Regions from separate parts of the Homo sapiens genome. Here regions 1, 2 and 4 are each linked to region 3. Evidence: chromatin loops called from intact Hi-C (ENCODE). Cell type or tissue: B cell. All regions are shown on one strand.

Evidence for each region. A loop is a pair of places that touch in the nucleus more often than their neighbours do. Peaks named below come from ENCODE experiments on the same cell type or tissue, not always from the same donor. Only the 100,000 strongest peaks of a DNase experiment are listed, where the experiment ranks them.
Region 1: it touches region 3 in a loop (4-fold over the local background); 3 of 110 quality-filtered maps call a loop at or near these places.
Region 2: it touches region 3 in a loop (3-fold over the local background); 2 of 110 quality-filtered maps call a loop at or near these places.
Region 4: a loop joins it to region 3, with 10 times the contacts of the local background. A loop is called at or near these places in 6 of 110 quality-filtered maps.

Annotation. Positions count from the first base shown.
Region 1 is chr6:106,665,349-106,667,848 of GRCh38, reverse strand. It overlaps QRSL1 (glutaminyl-tRNA amidotransferase subunit QRSL1), which reads right to left. Exons shown (of 11, transcript NM_018292.5): 11 at 1-2,067. The coding sequence ends at 1,847. Among named protein-coding and RNA genes, the nearest start is that of LINC02526, 29 kb to the left of the region's middle. In B cell, no CTCF peak of the experiment used is centred here; a DNase peak (open chromatin) is centred at 1,018; H3K4me3 peaks cover 1,220 bases; H3K27ac peaks cover 2,500 bases.
Region 2 is chr6:106,701,028-106,703,527 of GRCh38, reverse strand. It overlaps LOC105377927 (a long non-coding RNA gene), which reads right to left and starts at 636. Exons shown (of 4, transcript XR_942841.3): 1 at 527-636; 2 at 278-437. In B cell, no CTCF peak of the experiment used is centred here; a DNase peak (open chromatin) is centred at 957; H3K4me3 peaks cover 1,465 bases; H3K27ac peaks cover 2,500 bases.
Region 3 is chr6:106,607,212-106,609,711 of GRCh38, reverse strand. The region is part of intron 4 of RTN4IP1 (reticulon 4 interacting protein 1); the gene reads left to right. It also overlaps the pseudogene RNU6-527P. Among named protein-coding and RNA genes, the nearest start is that of RTN4IP1, 21 kb to the left of the region's middle. In B cell, CTCF peaks have their summits at 1,264 and 1,463; a DNase peak (open chromatin) is centred at 1,441.
Region 4 is chr6:106,687,304-106,689,803 of GRCh38, reverse strand. No RefSeq gene overlaps it. Among named protein-coding and RNA genes, the nearest start is that of LINC02526, 6.9 kb to the left of the region's middle. In B cell, no CTCF peak of the experiment used is centred here; DNase peaks (open chromatin) are centred at 1,033 and 1,441; H3K4me3 peaks cover 504 bases.

The DNA.
Region 1 (2,500 bases), 58 kb before region 3:
GGTGTCTGAGCAATTAAAAAACTTAAAACGGTTTCCTCTTGCTATAAAGTAATGCAATTTTCTCTCATGGATTTCTTCCTCTTTCAGGGATTCAGAGTCAAAATCTATAGGAATATTACTAAGCCTGGCACATAAGACTTTTATGTGAAGTTAATCAGGTTGAGTATTTGGGAGCGGGAGGATCTCAGAGAGGACAGAAAACTGTTTATGAAAACTAACAGGTGACGATGAAACATTCCAGTGGTTCTGCAGATGATTCTGACTCATTATTTTCTCTTCATGAACGTCATATTTAGAAAACAATTTTTTTTTACTAAACAAAGTGAATTTATTAAGTAACAATTCAGCTTTCATTTATCAACAATATGTAAGTGCTAGATTAAAATACCTGATCAATATGAGATGACAATGGTGTTCTAGTGAAGACACAGAAATCCAGTGATGAAGCCTTATCATGAGTAAATGGATGGTTTCCATTAGATTTTGTCAAATATTGAATACAGATATCCATTAATATCTCTGGGCTCGAGGGTCCCAAATAAAAAACACTCGTAAAGACAGTCAAGAGGAAAAGGAAACCATGAGATATAGAGAATCTGGGGTAAGGCAAGTTCTTGCCATGCGCATCCCCTCTTCTGCTTCATCAGCAAATTATCTGCATGTTTTTCAGAGTGTATGTTACTTGTGTATTTTGAACCTTTTTCACTAATACCATGCTCTGCTATCTACCAAGTTTCCAATCTGTGATGGTCTGTTAGGTTACAATAAATGTTTCGATGACATTAATGAGCTCATTTGTGATCAGTAAATAGGAGCATGAACTCAGTGTAACATGGAGTTGTTCTGGCTTCTAGGCATGGGCTCCGGAATAGCAGAAGTAAAATTGTAACTCTAAGGAGGAAAGGAAAGTTCTCAGTCATTTCAGCTCTTTCTTAGGGAAATAAAAGGAGTCCCTGCAAGTGGAGCTCCTCCCCAGAGAGGCATACCCCTGAGATTTGCATGATTCTGGGCCCTGACTGGTTGCATTTCCTCCTGTGCTCAAAGTTCCTCTTCCACCTGCTCTGCTCAGCGCTCAGAAGCCAATAATCGCACTCAATTGTTTCTGTGCATTTTTAACAACCCCTGAGGCGGCCTTCACCACATGATAAGTTGCCTGCCTAGGCTATCCAAGTTACCTCTAGAAGGACTATTCATGTTTTTGTTAGTGCTTTAGTTACACAGATGTACAATTTTTGAGAAGTTTATCCCTAATCTTATTTTTACTGTAAACTCTTTAATGAACATTATGGCAGAATGCATTGTCTTTGAGGAACAGGTATCTTGTGTTATTGTAGAAGTATTGTACACTTAGTGGATGCTTACTAAATGCTGACACGTTATTTATTATTAATTGTCACAGGAATTTTAAAAAGTAATTCCATGGAATGACTGTATTAACAAGAACCTAATTACAAGAATTGAGCAAGACCATTTGACTCTCTAGAATATAGAATCTCTGTACGTCATTTTATTTTATTTTATTTATTTATTTTGAGACACAGTCTTGCTTTGTCACCCAGGCTGGAGTGCAGTGCAGTGGCATGATCTCGGCTCACTGCAACCTCCACCTCCAGGGTTCAAGTGATTCTCCTGCCTCAGCCTCCTGAGTAGCTGGGACTACAGATGCCCGCCACTAAGCCTGGCTAATTTTTGTATTTTTAGTAGAGACGGGGTTTCACCATGTTGACCAGGCTGTTCTAGATCTTCTGACCTCATGATCCGCTCGCCTTGGCCTCCCAAAGTGCTGGGATTACAGGTGTGAGCCACTGCACCCAGCCTAAAAGTCATTTTAATTTGTAAGATATGTTTACTGTTTTAGAGAGACAGAGGCTAACTTTTCATTTTCAAGGACTGCTGAACAATCATCCATGAGTTCTTGAAGTTGAATAACAGGAAACTGTACTTGTTTTTCAAACCATTTGGCTACTGTAAGAAGCTGCTGGTCACAAAACGCACGTCCAATAAACTGCAGTCCTATTGGCAACCCTTGGTTTGAGAGTGCAACAGGGATACTCACTGCTGGCAATCCTGGGAAAAGAAGGAAACCCAGTAGGTGATTAATTCTCCACCCTAATTAGCAGAGACCTCTTCCACTTTCCAGTGCTAATAAGTACAATACAGGATAAGGTTTAAAAAACAACCAAAAATATTATGCTATATAATGCTTTTGTACTATGTTTTGTTTACTTAACAATATATCTTGGAAATCATTCTGTATCAGTTCACAGAAACCTTCTTCATTCATTTCTTATTGCTGTATAGTACTCCATTACTTGGTTTTACCATAATTGAGTAAACCAGTCTTCTGTGGTTGGGTATTTAGATTGTTTTCAATATTTAGCTATTTTATACAATGCCCCAGAGAATTACTTTGTGTATGTATTTTTTTGGTATTCTTGAAATCTTCTTAGATGAGGAGGAGATTGCTTCATCAAACGACAAATGCATATGTAATTAGATA
Region 2 (2,500 bases), 94 kb before region 3:
CGTAGTTAGAGGCAATACTTATTGATAGAAAGAACAAACTAAACCTTTAGAGAGCCAAGCCTTACTTGGCAAGGATGTGCAGAATTTGGTAACATGATGATTAGAACCCATCAGTTGAAAAAGCAACACATCTGACATTATTTCCTTGGTGGGAGCTGTTTAAATATGTGGGAAGAAAATATTAATAAGTAGAAATTAAAACAGAGAGGATGAGAAGTAGGGGATGAGGAAGAAGCAGGATGGGCTAAGAGGAAGTCTGGGCCATGGCACTACTTACTTTGGTCCTGGGGGCACTTCTCCCTGAGTCTCCTGTCAAGGGTGGCTCTGGGCAGGTAGGTATGTCACCCTGGCTCTTACTGGGGACAGAAAACAGCTGCTGTAGTTAGCAAGCCTGGAGAACCCTGTCCAGCCCAAATGCTGGAAAGCAGGGTTCATTTCTGAAATGACAAAGAACGGTTCATTGAAGGAGTAGCTTTCAAATAGCCAAACCAGCTAACTCTGGAGGGAGCTAGAACTAGGTTTTCACCCAGAAGTAGCAGCGGTTTGGCAGAATGGCGGCATTGAAGATGCAGGGTCAGAGTGAGGGGATTGTGCAGAAGCTAGCTGCGAGCCAGCCACCAGACAGACTCTTGAGGCAAAAGGAAGACTCTGAACCTATGATTTAACTGCGAAAACAGACTCTGGTTGGAAACACTGTCTGACAGAGCCCATGCCACGTGGAAAATATTAAACATTTCCTCTCTTGGCACCTGTTTCTAACAGACTGGAGTGTTGACTATTTTGCAACGATACATAAATTCGGTTTGTTAGTGAACTCCATGGAGAGTCCACATGCCCTGGCCAACGTGGCTTATCTCTTATTTAAACATGAAAAGAAAAGAAAGTGACTGAAAGATTGAGTTCACGGTGCTGTGCACACACAGGCAGGTGCTCTGTCATGCTTCACAGCACAGCACACAGGAAGCAAGAGAAGAAGGAACATAAAATACTGTAAAAAGCAACCAACAGACTTCACCCACAGTGATCAGCTGACCACCACTGGATTCATCTTAATTCCATAAACAGCAGTTGTAGAAATCAATTTAGAATACAAACTTACTCTTTAAATAAAAGCTAAGAAGTGAGAGTGATGATTGGGCTTACAATGGTTAAAGTCCCCAAATTGTAGAGTAGGTAATATGGCAAACCTTACTTCGTACTCCATCAAGAAATTGGTGAGGACCTAGTATGGGCTGCTGAGTAAAGACCGTATGTTGTGTGACAGTAGTCACAAAGCTAAGAGGCAGGCAGCTGCAGTCAGCCCAAAAGGGAGTAGCTATCAGGCTAAGGGCTCAGGCTAGGGTAGTGGAATTGTTAAGAGAGGTTACTCCACAATCAAAAAAGTTTAGGACATAACGGGTTAAACAAAGTTAAATGGGTCTCTTCTTTTATAGGCTAGGAATCTATAAGAGAAGATAACAGTACGGAGGGTTTCTCAAATATTTGACTGTAGCAGGTTTTTATTACAGAGCCCACGTTAGAAAAAACTGCTCTAAACTTCTTTATTTCATCTGCACCTACGTTGGGGAAGAAGGCTGTGGTCTCAGTGTGATTGTTTATAAGCAAACTTGGTTAGATTGGTAGGAAAAAGTTTGGTCACAACTAGATTAGTGAGTTTCTGAAATGGAAATTAAATTTCCTCAAGCCCTAAAACTGACTGTGACAAATGGTGACCTAGAGAGGATGCCCCTCCAGATGGGACTCAGGGTTGACCTTTTCTGGATATGCCTCACGCTGCAGGGCTTTAGACAAGACAAGATCTACCATCAGATACTAGTGTGTTTGTTTGTTTATTTGTTTTGTTTTTAAAGTGCTGTTTGCAACCTACCAAATTGATTTTATTAACCTTTAAGGGATTGCAATCTGTCATTTGAAAAACACTAAACTGTATCTAAACCTAAGCATATTGACATTCTTATACCCAGCCAGGCATGGTGGCTCATGCCTGTAATCCTAGCACTTTGGGAGGCTGAAGTGGGAGGATCACTTGAGCCCAGGAGCTTGAAACCAGCCTGGGAAACATAGGGAGACTTTGTCTCTACAAAAAAATTTAAACATTGGCCAATCATGGTGGTGCATGCCTGCAGTCCCAGCTATTCAAGAGGCTGAGGTGGCAGGATTGCGTGAGCCCAGGAGTTTGAGGCTGCAGTGAGCTGAGATCACACCACTGCACTCCAATCTGGGCGATAGAGCAAGAACTTGTCCCTAAAAAAAAAATTCTTAAATGCTTTTCCTCAAATAATTTGATGCTCGCTATTTTATGAGGTAAGAGAAGAGCAAAGGTGGGTTGGAGGAGCTTTAGTACCATGTCTTTCTTTCAGGAAAGGTAGTACCTAGGACCTTCTTCAGGCAATACAAGATCTGGACCAGACCCCTGGTTTTGAAAAAGAAGGGAGAACTGTGGTTAGAGTCGTTGCTAACATGTTGCTTTTAAATTTTAAATGTGATTTCATATTCTAAT
Region 3 (2,500 bases):
AGCCATTATATTTAGTATCCAGCATTCACAGAGAGAGAATTAGAAATTATTTTCAAGCTTTTCTTTACTGGAAGAAACTTGAATGCAGTCTTTCAAGTAGCCAGGCGATCCCCTCACTTGAGGTAGTAGCAGTTGTTGCCTTGATTGTAGGACATAATGGTGATTGGATGATTTCTTTTTTTAGAGACAAGGTCTCACTCTGTCACCCAGGCTAGAGTACAGTGGCACAATCATTGCTCACTGCAGCCTCAAACTCCTGGGCTCAAGCCATCCTTCCACCTCAGCACCACCATACCTAGATAATTTATTTTTTATTTTTCGTAGAGATGTGATCTCATGATGTTGCCCAGGCTGATCTTCAACTCCTGGGCTCAAGCAATCCTCCCGCCTCAGCCTCCCAAAGTGCCGGATTACAGGCGTAAGCCACCATGTCTGGCCATGGATGATTTTGAAAGTCAAGAAACTTTGATCAGGCATCTGCTACATCCAGGGCACTGTGGCCAATGCAGGGCATAATATGAAGTCTCTGACCTTAAGAGCTTGCAGAATAAGTTGGGAAGTAGGATGTGTGGCATAGATAACAGGTTCCAGGCTATGTTAAGGGTATTGTAGAGGAAAACTGGGACTTGGTCCTTCAAGGGAAAGGAGACCTCAGCAGGTAATTATAGCATTCTAGAGCCTGGAGGAATGGACCAGTGTGTGTGCAATGTAGGGGGAAGAATTAGGGGAACAGAGTCTCAGAGGAAGAGTTCCATTCAGGAAATAGTGAGAGGAAAAGTTGGAGAGTGCAGGTAATATATTGTGAGGAACTTAAATGAGAATTTGACTAGCAACACTTCTATAAGAATGGACAAAAGTAAGAGGGTGAAATATTTCATGGGGGAATTAATTTTTGAATGTATTTTTGAAGCACTTTTCATACTTTTTTCCCTCATTTAGGAAGACTAAAGCTATGTTTGAATTGTCAGGGCAAAAGGTACTTTACCTCTGCCCTCTGAAGGTTCTATAACTGAGTCTGCTGAAATCAACTGATAATAGATTAATAGGAGAAAAGTTATACACATTATTTATTTCCTTTTAATGTTAGTTGATATGTAATGTACACATTTATGGGGCATAGTGTGATATTTCAATACATGGATACCATGTGTAATGATCAAATCAGAACAATCAGCATATCCTTCAAGTCAAACATTGATTATTTCTTTGTGTTGGGAACATTAAAAATCCTCTCTTTTAGTTTTTTGAAAGTATACAATAAATTATTATTAACTATATTCACCTTGTAGTGCTATAGAGTACTAGAACTTATTCTTCCTATCTAGCTGTAATTTTGTATTTGTTAACCAACCTCACCCTGTTCTTCCCTCCCTGCTACCCTTCCTGGCGACTGATAAACCACAGTTCTACTCACTGCTTCTGTGACTTCAACCTTGTCTAGCTCCCCCTTGAGTGAAAACGTGGTATTTATCTTCTTGTGCCTGACTTATTTCACTTAACATAATGTCCTCCAGGCTCATCCCTGTTGCCACAAATGACAGAATATCATTCTTTCTTTTTTATGGCTGAATAGTATTACCTTGTGTATACATACCACATTTTCTTTACCTGTTTATCTGTTAATGGACATTTAAGTTGATTCCATATCTTGGCTATTGCAAATAGTGTTGTATTAAACATGGGAGTGCAGATATCTCTTTGATATGACTGATTCTCCTTCCTCTGGATAAATACTCAGTAGTAGGATTGCTGGATCTTACGATAGTTTTACTTTTAGGGAAAACTTCATACCGTTTTCCATATTGGCTATACTAACTTATATTCCCACCAAAGGTGTATAAGAGTCCCCTTTTCTCTGCATCTTTTCCAATATTTATTTTTTTTTGTCTTTTTTCTATATGGAACACTTCACAAATTTGCATGTCATTCTTGCTCAGGGACCATGCTAATCTTTGTGTCATTCCAATTTTAGTATATGTGCTGCCTAAGTAAGCCCTGTTTTTTGTCTTTTTGGTAATAACCATTCTAACTAGGGTGAGAGATCTCATTGTGGTTTGAATTTGCATTTCCCTGATTATTAGTGATGTACAGCATATTTTGCCTATGCTTGATCATTTTTCTCTTTTTGAGAAATGTCTGTTCAGATCCTTTGCACGTTTTTAATTGGATTACTAGTTTTTTTGTTGTTGTTGAGTTTTTTGAGTTCCTTATATATTCTGGGTAGTAGTCCCTTGTTGGTTGTAGAGTTTGAATATACTTTCTCCCATTCTACAGGTTGTCTCTTCATTGGTTGTTTCATTTGCTGTACAGAGTTTTTTAGTTTGATATAGTCCTATTTATTAATGTTTTTGCTGCCTGTGCTTTTGAAGTCTTACCTATATCATTTTTGCCCGTATTCCCATATGCTTTCTTCTAATAGTTTTTTTTTGGGTCTTATGTTTAAGTCTTTAATTCATTTTGAGTTGGTTTTTATATATGGTGAGAGATGGGCATCTAGTTT
Region 4 (2,500 bases), 80 kb before region 3:
GGAGTCTCTGGGTACACACGAAAGAGTTCCCATTCTGTATTCTTACACTTAGTTACTTACAAACCTCTTTAGTGATGGCCTGCTGGGTTCCTGTCTTAAGATTCAGTGTAAATGCAGCAAGTCCTATGTTATCTAGTCTCAGCTTAAGCCAACACCACTGACCAGAGCAACCAATGGGAAATGCTAATGACTCTTAGGCACGCGTGGTAAGTTTAAACATAATGTATGGTTCGTGACTAGCCTGGGCAGCATGGTGAAACCCCATCTCTACAAAAAATACGAAAATTATCCAGGCGTGGTGGTATGTGCCTGTAGTCCCAGCTACTTGGGGTGGTGTGGGGCTGAGGTGGGAGGATTACTTGAGCCCTGGAGGTTGAGGCTGCTATGAGCTGAGATCACACCACTGCACTCCAGCCTGGGTGGCAGAGTGAGACCCTGTCTCAGACAAATTTAATTTAATTTAATTAACAAAAAAACCCCAGGCCGGGCGCGGTGACTCACGCCTGTAATCCCAGCACTTTGGGAGGCCGAGGTGGGAGATTCACAAGGTCAGGACATTGAGACTATCCTGGCTAACACGGTGAAACCCCGGCTCTACTAAAAATACAAAAAAATTAGCCAGGCGTGGTGGCGGGCGCCTGTAGTCCCAGCTACTCGGGAGGCTGAGGCAGGAGAATGGCGTGAATCCGGGAGGCGGAGCTTGTAGTGAGCCGAGATGGTGCCACTACACTCCAGCCTGGGAGACACAGTGAGACGCCATCTCAATTAAAAAAAAAACAAACAAAAAAAACCCCACAAACCCATAATGTATGTACGTGCAGGAGCCAAATGTCCTTCATAAAAATTCTGTTCAGCCCCTGTGAAAATAAAAAAGTATTTTTACATTTCGACTGCGAATGTACTGTTGTAGCCTGCAGCTTTTATTTCTGCATTTTTATTTTAAAAAATTAACGGCTTACCTTCAGAGCAATTGTATGTTACATAAGACACAAAGTCCCTTTCTAGCCGACTCCACATGCTTTCTGTTTCACTCCTGGGTTAACACATTCTTCCTAACACTGAACATTTGTCTATGCCGGTGTTTGAGACAGGAATTGAAACACTTTTGCAAATATGAATTCACATGCCACCACAGGAGTTCTGGTTAAATGTGCCAGTTAGACAATTATGTTTACTATCACTCCCTCTGGAAACAACTCCTAAATGACATTAAATAATTTTAAAAGGCAATGTGATTTTAAAAGTCAGAAAAACAGAGAACAAAAGAAAAAAATGAAGTAGCATAAAAAACTAGAAGCTGGAAGTGTTTGCACTAAATGATTTAGGGCAAGGTTTCTCAACCTTGGTATTATTGACATTTTGAGCCATAGAATGTTTCACTGTAGATGGCATCTGTAGCAGCATTCCTGGTCTCTACCCACTAGATGCCAGTAGCACCCCTCCCTAGTTGTGACAACCAAAAATGCCTCCAGTTATTGCCAAATGTTCCTGAGGGTAAAATTCCGCTGGCTGAGAACCACTGATTTGGGAAATAAGAAAAATCAAAATGTATCCCCAGGAAAAGTCTAGAACCAGGCTTACTCTGGCCAAAGGATGCCTCACTCACCTCACCCCCAACCTCCCAAAATAAAAAGCTCAGGAGCTAGAGGCACCAGGCAGAAAACAGCACTGGTTAAAAATCTGTAAAAGAGTTAGGTTGAATGCTCTGTATGTCCTCTGCTTTAAAGATTCATTCTTTAAAGAGGCTGAATCTTGGGGACTCCAGGGTTGACGACACCAGGCACAGCTGAGGGTGAAAGTTCCATACAGAATGTGGGCATTATATAGGAATCTACTAAACAGGTGTGGGATCCTAGCTCTTTGCTCAACTCAGCTCTACGAACACTGGCATCTAGGTACCTATTTTCTAGGGAGGAGACTGGAAGATTCTTCTGATAAAAACTGACCGAGCCATAAACAGAAAAAAAATCGATTGTCACTCAAATTTAATGAATTGGCCTGGCCAGATCACTCTAAAACCCTAAAGTAAAATCTACCAGTCAATGACCTCTCCCTCTCTTCTCCATACATATCTTCTAATCACAGGCTTTTCAATGCCTCACTCCCATGCAAATAGACAGCCAAGAATGGCCAAGCATTTAAAGAAAGCCTCCAGCATGGAAAAGAAAAAAAGAAACAAGAAGGAACTTAGAGAAAACAGAAATATTGGGGAGCAGATGCAAAGTTCAAAAATGTTTTAAGTGAAGCTTCCCTTCTCAGATCTTGGTTTCCAAATACCAAGGCGGGCCCCCACTGGACTGGGGGCACAGAAATATCCTCTTGTGTCAGAAAATGTAAAAATGTGCAAAGAATGATGAGGCGGTAAGACAGAACATAGAAGCTAGCTTGAAGCGGTATCCCCTGGCCAAAGGGAGGACAATTTGAGCATAAAAATAAATAAGAGTATAGAATTGTAAACCTTGATTACAATAGAAATCCATGAATCCATGATTATATAAAC